Regions from separate parts of the Homo sapiens genome. Here all the other regions are linked to region 1. A link is a contact called in ENCODE Hi-C or POLR2A ChIA-PET data. All regions are on one chromosome and are shown on one strand. Each heading gives the region's core, a stretch centred on a gene start or an enhancer-like site at or near the end of the contact. The rest is flanking DNA. Distances are from core to core; before and after follow the strand shown.

What was found. Hi-C counts contacts between places; a loop is a spot of excess contacts on that map. ChIA-PET counts read pairs that join two places held with the same protein, here RNA polymerase II (POLR2A). Pooled maps may share reads with other maps.
Region 2: a map of naive thymus-derived CD4-positive, alpha-beta T cell shows a loop between it and region 1 (3-fold over the local background). The contact joins the promoter of SYNGR2 here to the enhancer-like site in region 1. A Hi-C loop is called at or near these places in 2 of 168 maps with a recorded cell type or tissue (chondrocyte and naive thymus-derived CD4-positive, alpha-beta T cell) and 4 of 50 pooled maps. POLR2A ChIA-PET finds 5 or more read pairs at or near these places in 1 of 52 experiments (A673).
Region 3: a map of naive thymus-derived CD4-positive, alpha-beta T cell shows a loop between it and region 1 (14-fold over the local background). The contact joins two enhancer-like sites. A Hi-C loop is called at or near these places in 2 of 168 maps with a recorded cell type or tissue (heart left ventricle and naive thymus-derived CD4-positive, alpha-beta T cell) and 8 of 50 pooled maps. POLR2A ChIA-PET finds 5 or more read pairs at or near these places in 4 of 52 experiments (Caco-2, H1, activated T-cell and 1 more).
Region 4: a loop to region 1 is called in a pooled map, with 2.4 times the contacts of the local background. The contact joins two enhancer-like sites. A Hi-C loop is called at or near these places in 2 of 50 pooled maps.

Annotation. Positions count from the first base shown.
Region 1 is chr17:77,540,740-77,543,439 of GRCh38, forward strand. No RefSeq gene overlaps it. Among named protein-coding and RNA genes, the nearest start is that of MIR4316, 150 kb to the left of the region's middle. Within about 2 kb of position 1,451, at least 5 of the 41 ENCODE cell types and tissues checked have a DNase peak (open chromatin) inside an H3K27ac peak, as active enhancers do.
Region 2 is chr17:78,167,190-78,169,889 of GRCh38, forward strand. SYNGR2 (synaptogyrin 2) reads left to right here and starts at 1,392. Exons shown (of 4, transcript NM_004710.7): 1 at 1,392-1,526. The coding sequence starts at 1,428. RefSeq lists silencers at 1,055-1,664, 1,695-1,854.
Region 3 is chr17:78,081,370-78,084,069 of GRCh38, forward strand. TNRC6C (trinucleotide repeat containing adaptor 6C) reads left to right here. Exons shown (of 23, transcript NM_001142640.2): 13 at 1,678-1,797. Among named protein-coding and RNA genes, the nearest start is that of TMC6, 46 kb to the right of the region's middle. Within about 2 kb of position 1,427, at least 4 of the 41 ENCODE cell types and tissues checked have a DNase peak (open chromatin) inside an H3K27ac peak, as active enhancers do.
Region 4 is chr17:78,111,432-78,114,131 of GRCh38, forward strand. It overlaps TMC6 (transmembrane channel like 6), which reads right to left. Exons shown (of 20, transcript NM_001127198.5): 19 at 2,117-2,193; 20 at 1-1,780. The coding sequence ends at 1,717. Among named protein-coding and RNA genes, the nearest start is that of TMC6, 16 kb to the right of the region's middle. RefSeq lists an enhancer at 1,160-1,219. Within about 2 kb of position 1,345, at least 11 of the 41 ENCODE cell types and tissues checked have a DNase peak (open chromatin) inside an H3K27ac peak, as active enhancers do.

The DNA.
Region 1 (2,700 bases), core at 201-2,700:
CCGTCGGAGCCAGCCCCGCGTTGCAGGGACCTGACGACCCTGAGGTCCAGCCTTCCCCGATGCCCAGCCCAGCTCAGTCCACTGTGTCCTCTTTGGCCTCTTCCCATCCTGGTTTCTCAGTCGTTCTCAGCCAAGCCACAGGACTGGAAGCTTTGTCGCTTTCTATAAGGACTTGCCTGTCAGGGGGAGTTAGTTCGAAAGGAACGGGGAGTGAAGACTCAATGTGAATTTCAGGTAAAAATCTCCGGGTCTGAGGAGACTGGGTCTGACAGCCAGTGCTGGCCTCGGGGACCCTGATGGAGACGTTCACACAGGTGCCCAACTGCAGGACGACCCTGCCGAGGAGGCACCTGCTGGGGCCAATTAGAATTCCTCGTTCTGGGCTGGGTTAATTTGCATAAACTCTGAGCCCCCAGGAAAAATCTTCCGCGAGGCCTCTTCCTCTTTGTTAATTGAAAAAGGCTCTTTGTCTGTCTTCAGCTGTCAGCTCACATGCGGCCTCCCCAGGCAAGCCTTTCCCAGCTCCTCAGACCAGGCAGGTCGCCCCTGCGGTCTCCGCGTCTCCTCCCCACACCTCAGCTCACCCACTCGGAATTATCTGTGAGTTTCCTTCCAGCTTCAGCGCCACAAGGACAGGGACCTTGTCTCTTCCTGTGGTGGTTGTTTCTATCATCACTAAATCCATACCTAGTGCACTAGCGCACGGTAGAGGTTGTTTGCTCAATGAATGAATGCATTTCCTTGTAGGACCCCCGGCTGCCCCGAGTGAGCCACACTCCTTACAAAGACCAGGCAACTACGTTGAAGAAATGTTGATATTTATCAAGAAACACTCTTCCAACCATTTTTAATTTTTTTTGGACGTTAAAGTATTTATTGGGTCGGGTGTGGTGGTTCACGCCTGTAATTCCAGCACTTGGGGAGGCCGAGGCGGGCGGATCACTTGAGATCAGGAGTTTGAGACCAGCCTGGCCAACATGGTGAAACCCTGTCTCTACTAAAAATACAAAAATTAGCCGGGCATGGTGGCTCGTGCCTGTAGTCCCAACTACTTGGGAGGCTGAGGGGGAGAATCGCTTGAACCCGGGAAGGGGAGGTTGCAGTGAGCCGAGATTGAGCCACTGCACTCCAGCCTGGGCGACAGAGCAAGACTCTGTCTCAAAATAAGATAAAATAAGATGTATTAGACAAAAACTGAGAGTTCTTACTTTAAATTGATTTGGAATTTTGGGTACACTTATATATTTTTTTCTAAAATAAATTGAAAGTGAATCATAGGAGAAATATTACTTTATATAAATATTATTAACTTGTTTTAAGTACTTATTAAAAACAACAACAACAAAGGCCAGGCATGGCCCCTTCCACAGAGAGCTGGTCAGCCAGCATTTTCTGCAGCTCTTACCCCAGCTGCCTCTCTTCTGGTTTCTGAGCCTCCCCACCCCCACTTAAGGAGCTTACAGCTGAGCAGGAGAGATAAGATGTTAAGTGCGTGGAAAGATTATTTTTTATTTTTGGAAAGTTGAACATTTTAAGCCAACATCCCATGAGGCTGTGGGATTAGGCTGGAGGTAGAACTTGCTTATCCCATTTGGAATTGCTGAAGCTTCCCAGAAAGGCTTACTTCTTCCTCTTTTTTTTATTTCTAAAATTCTGCAGAAATTCTTCCATGCCCAGGCTAGCCTTGGGAGAAGAGTGGATGTCAAGATGTCAATGATGTATTGGAACGATGGGTGGGAAAGAGAGCCAGGGGGAGCTTTTAAGATAACATCAGAGGAATTGGCTTTCAAGGGCGTGGTGGACGATTTTGAGGACTGGCTAATGCATTTGATCAGAAGACGGGTGGTGATGGGCTGTGTTCCTATCCTGGCTCCCGTTTCTAAAAACAGCAGGCACTCAACCAGCCCTCAGGTGTCCCCTTTGTCCCAGGAAGCTTGGCAGAAGGAGCCAGGACGTCTCCAGAGGAGCAGATGGCCCTCAAAGCTGGAGGACCATCAAGAAAGAGCCTCCCTGGTGAGGAGAAACTTAGGTTACTGATATGGGAACTCAAAAACTCTCACTTCTGTGTACCCAGGAGTTCCTATTCATCTCCCCAGGAATCTTAAGTATCTGAAGGACCCGGGGCAGTTGCACAGAGTGGCCATCGGGTGTCAGTGTGGAATTAGAAGCCCTGCCTGCGTTCCTTCGCTCAGCTGCTTGGCTTTGAGTTAGATGCTCCTGGAAGCTGGGCCCGCAGCCCCATGCAGGCTGGGAACGGGGATGGAGCCGTGAGGATTCTCCCTTAATTTAATGGCCCCGTCCACTGAGCTGAGAACATGGCTGTGATCCTCAGCTTGGGCAGTTCCTATTGTATTGAGGCTTTGGAGTGCTTATGAGCTGGGCTGAGTCACGCTGATAAAAAGTTAATTTCTATTTGCTGTGGCTCAGTAATTGGATGAACATGAAAGCAATTAAATATTAAAACATACAAACAAATAACTAAGTCACTGTAATTAGCCAAAGTTTGATCACTGTCATATTTATTTAGGAAGAGGTGATATGTCTCAGCAGGTGACATTTTAAATACCCCGGGCCTCTCTGGTGTTGTCTTTGGAGAATGCTGAATAATGTACAGAGAATTTAATTAAACCCTGTTGTAAATCAGCCATGATGACAGGGAAATGACAGCCACATGTTGAAATGAGAATTAGTCCACAGCAA
Region 2 (2,700 bases), core at 142-2,641, 630 kb after region 1:
GGAATTACAGGCGTGAGCCACCACGCCCGGCCGATATGTGGTCTTACTCTGTCACCCAGGCTGGGGTGCAAAGGCGTGATCTTGGTTCACTGCAAACTCCGCCTCCTGGGCTCAGACAATTCTCCCACCTCAGCCTCTGGAATAGCTGGGACTGCTAGTAGCTGCCACCACGCCTCGCTAACTTTCGTTTTTGGTTTTGTTTGTTTGTTTGTTTGTTTGTTTGTTTTGTTTGTTTTGAGATGGACTCTTGCTCTGTTGCCCAGGCTGGGGTGTAGTGGCTCGATCTCAGCACACGGCCACCTCTGCCTACCGGTTTCAAGCAATTATCCTGCCTCAGCCTCCCAAGTAGCTGGGATTACAGGCGCTTACCACAACGCCCAGCTAATTTTTTTGTTGTTGTTGTATTTTTAGTAGAGACGGGGTTTCACCATGTTGGCCAGGCTGGTCTCAAACTCCTGACCTCAGGTGATCCAACCGCCTCGGCCTCCCAAAGTGCTGGGATTACAGGTGTGAGCCACTGCGCCCGGCCTTGCACACCATCTTTTTTTTTTTTTTTTTTTTTTTTTTTGACACAGAGTTTTGCTCTTGTTGCCCAGGCTGGAGTGCAATGGCACAATCTCGGCTCACCGCAACCTCCACCTCCCAGGTTCAAGCGATTCTCCTGCCTCAGCCTCCCGAGTAGCTGGGATTACAGGCATGCACCACCACACCAGGCTAATTTTTGTATTTTTAGTAGAGACGGGGTTTCTCCATGTTGGTCAGGCTGGTCTCGAACTCCTGACCTCAGGTGATCCAACCGCCTCGGCCTCCCAAAGTGCTGGGATTACAGGTGTGAGCCACCGCTCCCGGCCTTGCACACCATCTTAAGTGTGACGCCACACTGCCCTTCACAGCCTTGGGGCTCTGCCCAGACCAGGAGGAATGGGGAGGGGGTCTTTGACCCTACCCCAGGCTTAGCCCCAGAGAGGAGGAAAGAGTGGCAGGCCAGGCAGGGAGGGGCTCCAGGGTGTGGCCTGGGTTTTTCAGTGGGATGGGGGAGGGGTTGCTTATGAGCCTGGGTGGGTTCTTGGTAGGTGGTGGGCTTCCTAGAGGAGGCGGTGGGAGGGCAGGGGCAAAGAGGGTGAGCGGTCCTCAGTTCGTCCGTCTTCCCGGGGGACTCTCTGACCCTTTCTGGTCCGTGCTGCGGCCGGCGTGGCCCGGAGACTAGCCCCTCAACCCCGAGGTGGGGTGGACCCGGGTGCTCCGCGGCCACAGCCCCTCCCCGCCTCTAGAAGCGCAGTCCCGCGGCTCGCCCGCCGCTCGCGAGGGCCGCACTTTGCCCTCGGTCCCTAGCGGCGCCTGGCCACGCCCCCGGCGGGTGGAGTCGGGCGGGGCGCCGGGCAGGTTCCTCTGCGTTCCGCGGCGGCGGCAGCGGCGGCGACGGCGACATGGAGAGCGGGGCCTACGGCGCGGCCAAGGCGGGCGGCTCCTTCGACCTGCGGCGCTTCCTGACGCAGCCGCAGGTGGTGGCGCGCGCCGTGTGCTTGGTGAGCCCGGGGAGGGCGGGCCGAGGGCACCCTGGGGACCCCCTCTCCGTCGCCAGGCCCGGCGGGGCCCCTAGCCCACGAGCGCGACAGGTGGCGGCGGCCGCGTCCGGGGCCTGGCGGCGAGCGGGGCCGGCGTCCAGCGTCCCGGGCCCCGCCTTCCCGCCCTCCACAGTCTGTCCCGCTGTCCCCTCCCGGTCCCGGGTCCCGCCACCCACCCCACCCCCAGCCTCGCGCCCCGACGCGGGGTGTCCGGATCTCCGCAGGGAGCGGGCCCCTGCCTCGCTGGCAGTGGGAGGAGTTTGGGGGCGGCTCCCGGACAGGTGGCCCGCACGCCGCGACTCCCAGATTGGGGAGTTCACCGGGACGGGGTTTTCCGAAGCCACGTGGGGTAAGGGAGGGGGCGGGGGGCGACCCAACGCCCGGAAACAGGGTGTCCTTCCCACTCGGGGCAGGCCACGGGTCCGCCTTCCCACCCGAAGTTGAGGGACCCCAAGATGTACCCCCTCCCTGTAAGGTGGGCAATACCTCCAAAACCAGGTTTTGTGTGTGTGTGTGTGTGGCGGGGAGGGGGCCTGTTCTTGGACAGCCAGCCCTGAAAGCTGGAGGGGGTGGCATGAGGGGGCAGGCAGAGGTGGGCCTGCTGTGCCCAGACCATGCCTGGGCCTGGAGCTTCTGAGGTCCTCCAGGGCGCCCACACCAGCTCCCAGCCAGGCTGTGGGATCTGATCGCCTCTGTCCTGGGCTGTGTCCAAGAATCAGGTGCCCAGTGGGTCGGGATGGCAGTGCCAGGAGTCCTGGATGGGCACCCTGCTCCCATCATCCCGGAGATCCGGCTTCATCTCCATCTGGGGGCGGGGCCTGTGACTGCCAGCTCCAGAGCCCTATGGAGAGCTCCCTGGGACAACAGGGCAGGACTGGCAGGGGAGAGTCCTGGGGCCATCCCAGAGGGATCCTGATGCTCACAGACCTGTCCCACACCTGCTGAGGTGGAGCAGGCGTGGGTGGTGGCCTTCAAGTTTAGGGAGGTGGTATGGGGCTCTTCCCAAGGGGCTGGAGCTCCCCTACATCCACCCTGGGTCCTCCAGGTGTCTGAGTTCAGAGCTGTATCCACAGGCCTGAGTTAGTCCCCTTGTAGTGCCCTGTGCATGCAGGGCCCTCTGTGGGGTGGGAGACAG
Region 3 (2,700 bases), core at 177-2,676, 540 kb after region 1:
CTCGCTCTGTAATTGTTCAAACCCAGGTTTGTGCACTGAGTTGATAGTGCACAATTATCAATATAACTAATACATGTAACTATTATCAGGCAATAATAAAAGTTATTAGATAATAGTTAAATGTATTCATTAGGATATAGGATAAGCCACCATAACAAAGAGGCCTCAAAAAACAGTAGCTTAAACTAGGTAGACATTGATCTCTCTCAGGTTACAGTGCAGAAAGAAGCAGTGCAGGGATCGGGGGTGACTCTGCCATAGCCACTTCCCAGGAACAGGGGAAAAGGCAGCACTACTGTGCCGGTGGCCTTGAAATTGTACACACCACTTCCAGTCACATCCCACTGCCCAGACCTAGGCCACAGCTGCACCCAGTCTGAGAGGCAGTAGCAGAAGAAGCAGTTAGTCTTCCCCACACAAAGCAAACCAGCATGTCCCAAATGGCAAGGCATCTGTGTGCCGTCTCACTGTTTCTTCTGTATCTCCCTGTTACCTGTGAGTACTGATAGGAAGGACACAGAACCTTGGAAAGTTCATTTATAATTAAAATATTTGGAGGATGAGATCTCTGAAGACTTTCCTTCTTCCTTCCCTCCTTTCTTTTTCCTTTCTTTCTTATTCTTTACGTGCTAACTACTAATGTTAAAATGTCCATACATTTTTTAATGGCCTTTGACATTTCACCCATGAGACAAATATAATTATTATTGCAGGATCTGGCCAGCAGCCTGCGGTGCAACAGGGCTCTTTCTTTGTTCCCAGGCAGATTGGCAGGTCGAGAAATAAAAGACACACACGAGATAGTGAAAGCTGGGTCCGGGGGGTCACCGCCTTCTGATCCTGTGATGCCACCAATGCACTGGATATACCGGCATTTATTACTAAGTTTAGTGAGGGCAGGGGTAGGTTAGTGAGGGATTTAGGGTCGTTTGATTATGAGGTGAGATGATCACATGGGGATGAAGTAATTCTTTAACATAACATCGGTATGCAGAAGTACAGTATACAGGGATAAGAATTTACAATATAGTGTGTGCATCAGCAGTTTCTAACAGAGCCTTAAAACAGAAACACAGTCTGTCCATAACCTGTGTTTAGTAAGATACTAATCAGTAGTAATAATTGCAGCAAAAGCTGGTTGCAAACAATCAATAGAAACAGGACATGAAACTAGATAACTGTTTAGACCACAAATTCTCAGAAGGGAGTATGCCTTAACCCTAAAGAGACCTAGAAGAGCTGTGGCAAGATAAGGGCGTTTGTAACCCTATCTTATCCATATGAACAGGCGCCCCTCATGCATCCATTTATAGGCTCTCCCCAAGGGTCGCATTCCATTCCCAGAGCTATGAACATCTGCTTTTCTGGGATAGGAATCTTGGTGATGTGAAACCTCCCTGACTGCACATCCATTTATAGGCTCTCTGCAGGGGGAAGCACATCACGCGCTGTTGGCTCATTCTGGCAGCCCAACCTTGCATTGTCTTTACACAGTCCTGCATGCAATTTTGTATTTACAATAATCAGGAGCATTTCATCTTTTATTCCATAGCAGTAGTTTCAGGGGGTCTCCCTACAAATTATCATTTAATCATTTTTGAATTTTGAAAAACTACAGGTACAAGTAACTATTTTAACAGAGATACAACGGCTAATAGTATATTTTATGTTAAACAGGTTCAAGCACAGCTTTTGCAGTTTGCAGCAAAAAACATTGGTCTCAACCCTGCACTATTAACCTCGCCAATTAATCCTCAACATATGACGATGTTGAACCAGCTCTATCAGCTGCAGCTGGTGAGTGGATAGACCCATGCAAGTTAGAGCACGCAGGCCGAGTGCAGATGCACGGCACCTGCTGAGAGCAGCAGTTGTGATAATGTTTGTCTTCACGTCAGGGATGTCATTGAGACTCTCATGAAGTATTTAAACTCTTCATGAGTTAGGGAGTTCTCACTCAAAGGTGTCCTACTAGGTTTTGTAAATGTTTTGGCCTCTTTGTTTTTGTTTTTGTTTAGAGGCAGCATCTTACTATGTTGCCAGGCTGGTCTGGAACTCCTGGACTCAAGGGATCCTCCCACCTCAGCCACCTGAGTAGCTGAGACACCACGGGTGTGCACCACTGCACATGGCTTGGCCTCTTTGTGTTCAGAAAATCTACCAATCTACCAGATTTTATAATTAGGCATGTCTTTTCAGTTGAGCTCTCAGCCAGAGTTTCTGAGAACCACAGAACACAAAAAATCATTTGAGTGACTATTTTCTCAGTTATTCTAAGGATGGTATACATAAATACTATTCTAGAAGCACAGGAGAAAAATTGCTTTATTACATATAGTAGATGCCTTAGAGCATTAGAACTTAATTCTCTCATGAAACCCCGGTCAAGAATGGCTGATGTGACCTAATAATTCTTGAAAGTTTTGTAGCTTCACATAATCTTGATTTTTTTTTAATTTTCAATCAGTCTTACTGATTTTACTATAATTGCCATGTCATTGTATACCTAGATGCTTACTGAAATTATATACACTAAAAGACCCAGTTAATTATTTCATTCTTTAATGTGGGTATCTGATTTATTTAGCAATCTTAGCCAGCAACTTCATCACCTAGAAAATGACCAGGAATCGGCCGGGCACGGTGGCTCATGCCTATAATCCCAGCATTTTGGGAGGCCCAGGCGGGTGGATCACCTGA
Region 4 (2,700 bases), core at 95-2,594, 570 kb after region 1:
GGACAGCATCTGCACAGATAGGGGCTGGAAACCCTACGTCGGTCCCTGTGGACTGTCACGTCACTTTCTGGACTGCCCACGCAGCTTCACCCAGCAGCACTCGCACCTGAAGATGCTGCCACAGTTGGCTGCCCAGAATCAGCACCAGCTACTTGCTGAGGCCCAGAAGCACCACTTGGCTCAGATCCACCCAGATGCCAACTCTGTCGGGCCCCTGTGGCAGCACCCAGATGTCTGCAGAGCACAGGAGCATCCCCATGGGATTGGGTGGGCTAGACCCAGCGTGGGGGTCTGCTAGCAGCCAGTGGCATCTCCATCTGGGTCTGACCCTTTTCTGGGCCCATCGCTCTTTGACCATTTCCCCACCTGGGTTCATTCCCCCAATCCCAAGCGCAGCTCCTGCAGGCCTGGAGCCCTGGGCTGTGACAGGCTGGTCCCCACAAGCCTGGAACCCTGCGCCGTGACGGGCTGGTCCCCACAGACCTGGAGCACTGGGGTCATGACGGGCTGGTCCCCGCAGGCCTGGAGCACTGGGGTCATGACGGGCTGGTTCCCGCAGGCCTGGAGCACAGGCTGACGGGCTGGTCCCCACAGACCTGGAGCACTGGGGTCATGACGGGCTGGTCCCCGCAGGCCTGGAGCACAGGCTGACGGGCTGGTCCCCGCAGGCCTGGAGCACTGAGGCTGACGGGCTGGTTCCTGCAGGCCTGGAGCACAGGCTGACGGGCTGGTCCCCACAGACCTGGAGCACTGGGGTCATGACGGGCTGGTCCCCGCAGGCCTGGAGAACTGAGGCTGACGGGCTGGTCCCCGCAGGCCTGGAGCCCTGGGCTGTGATGGGCTGGTCCCCGCAGACCTGGAGCCCTGGGCTGTCATGGGCTGGTCCCTGCAGACCTGGAGCACGGGGTCATGACGGGCTGGTCCCCGAATCCCTGTGCCCACCCCCCACAGCCTACGGTTTTCGGTATCCCACGGGCTCCTCAAACTCAGCCCAGTCAGACCCAGGATCACCACCCCCCAGCCAGCTGCTGGCAGCCAGAAGCAGGGGGCCAGCCCCACCTCACCAAGCCCTGTTCGCCTCCAAGCACAGGTGCTGGTTACCTATGCCTGGGAGGCAACTGTCCCCACAACTCATTTGCAACTGATATGTCTCCCCTCCAAGTCCCTCTCTAAATTTGTCTCCTGCTCCAGTAGATGCTACAGCATCACCCAATGGTTGACGCATCGCTCTGGTCACAATCCGTGCCTGCTCGGCTCACTTGTGCAGGTGTAAGCCCCTCCTGGGCGCGAGTTCAGGCTGGTCAAAGGCAGCAAGCGAATCAAGCCCTGGCGCGGTCCAGCCCCTGCCATCTGGGGCTTGGCCAGCAGAGGGCGCCCCCACTCCAGCTGAGGTTCCCAGGACCCAGACCTGCGCCTGGAGGTGGCCCCAGGGCAGCGGGAAGCAGGCCCCGGGTGTGGTCACAGACACAGAGCCCCAAGGGACAAGCCCATTTGCAAAACCCCTTTAATCAGAATAAATAGAGTCCCAGGCAGGGCAGAGTTCATTGGGGATGCCCAAGCCGGATTCACCCACCCTTCCAGCTCCAGCCTAGGCGCAGCTGCGGCTTTCGAGAGGCGAAACTGTCTTCCTTGTCCTGGTGTCCCAGCAGGGTCACTGGGAGGCAACAGTGTGGTCTCAGGGTGCTGGGCGGGCCCGTGAGGCCCATCGCCGTCCCCCTAGGCATCCTGTTCATCTGTGAGCAGGGCAGGGGGTGCCGCAGCCTCCTCGGTTGTCCCAACCCTGCCAGAAAGAGACATCACTGAGGGGACCCCATAAACATCAACATCCCTGCAACCTGGCTGGGCGCAGCCAAGGCCCGGCGAGGGACAGGCCAGACGCCCCACAGCCTTTCTCCTGAGATGTATTTTAGGTCCCTGTCAAAATGGCCAGGCTCCGGAGGCCAGAGAAGGCTCTAGAGAGAGTGAAGGTGGGCGCCGGGGGGGAGATTTTTGTAGGTCAAAAGCGGTCAAGTGTCAGCAATGTCGTGGTGTAGCCCCAGTGGCAGCCCTACTGTCCAGCCCTGGCCCCTCTCCCCTCCAGGCTCAGAGTGTCCCCAATCCCTCCACGGACCCTCACCTGCTCCTCTCCTCCCTCTCCTTCCTCTCGTAGATGGAGTGAAGCTTGTTGATTAAGAAGATTTTGTCCTCACCCTCCTAGAAAGGCCAGAACACAAAGGGGAGGAGAAATCATCCATCAGCCCATCCAGAGCCATCCTGTTCCAAACTGCATTTGAGGGAAAACTCACGAGGTGTATTCAACATCGCAAGCAGCAAAAACATAAAAGAAAAGGTGAAAGGGCCACCAAACAAGGACAAGGAAAAACCAAGAGCCAGGAAGTGGGCGTATGTGTGGATCTAAGCTTCCTAGTGGCCAAAGTGAAAAGGGAAATGTAATCAGCAGCCCAGAGCCAGCCTGACTCAATTTAAAACCAGCCCTGCCACGTACTGGCTCTGCCTTGGGTTACTAACTCTGTGACCTCAGTGGCAGCATCTGTAAAGGGGGATAATAACACAAGGCACAGGGTTTACATTAGTTTCCTGCTGCTGTCGTAACGAACTGTCATCAACTTCGTGGCTTAAAACACCACCGGTTTCTCAACTTTCAGTTCTGGAAGTGAGAAGTCCAAAATGAGTCTCACTGGGCTCCAGTCAAGCATGATC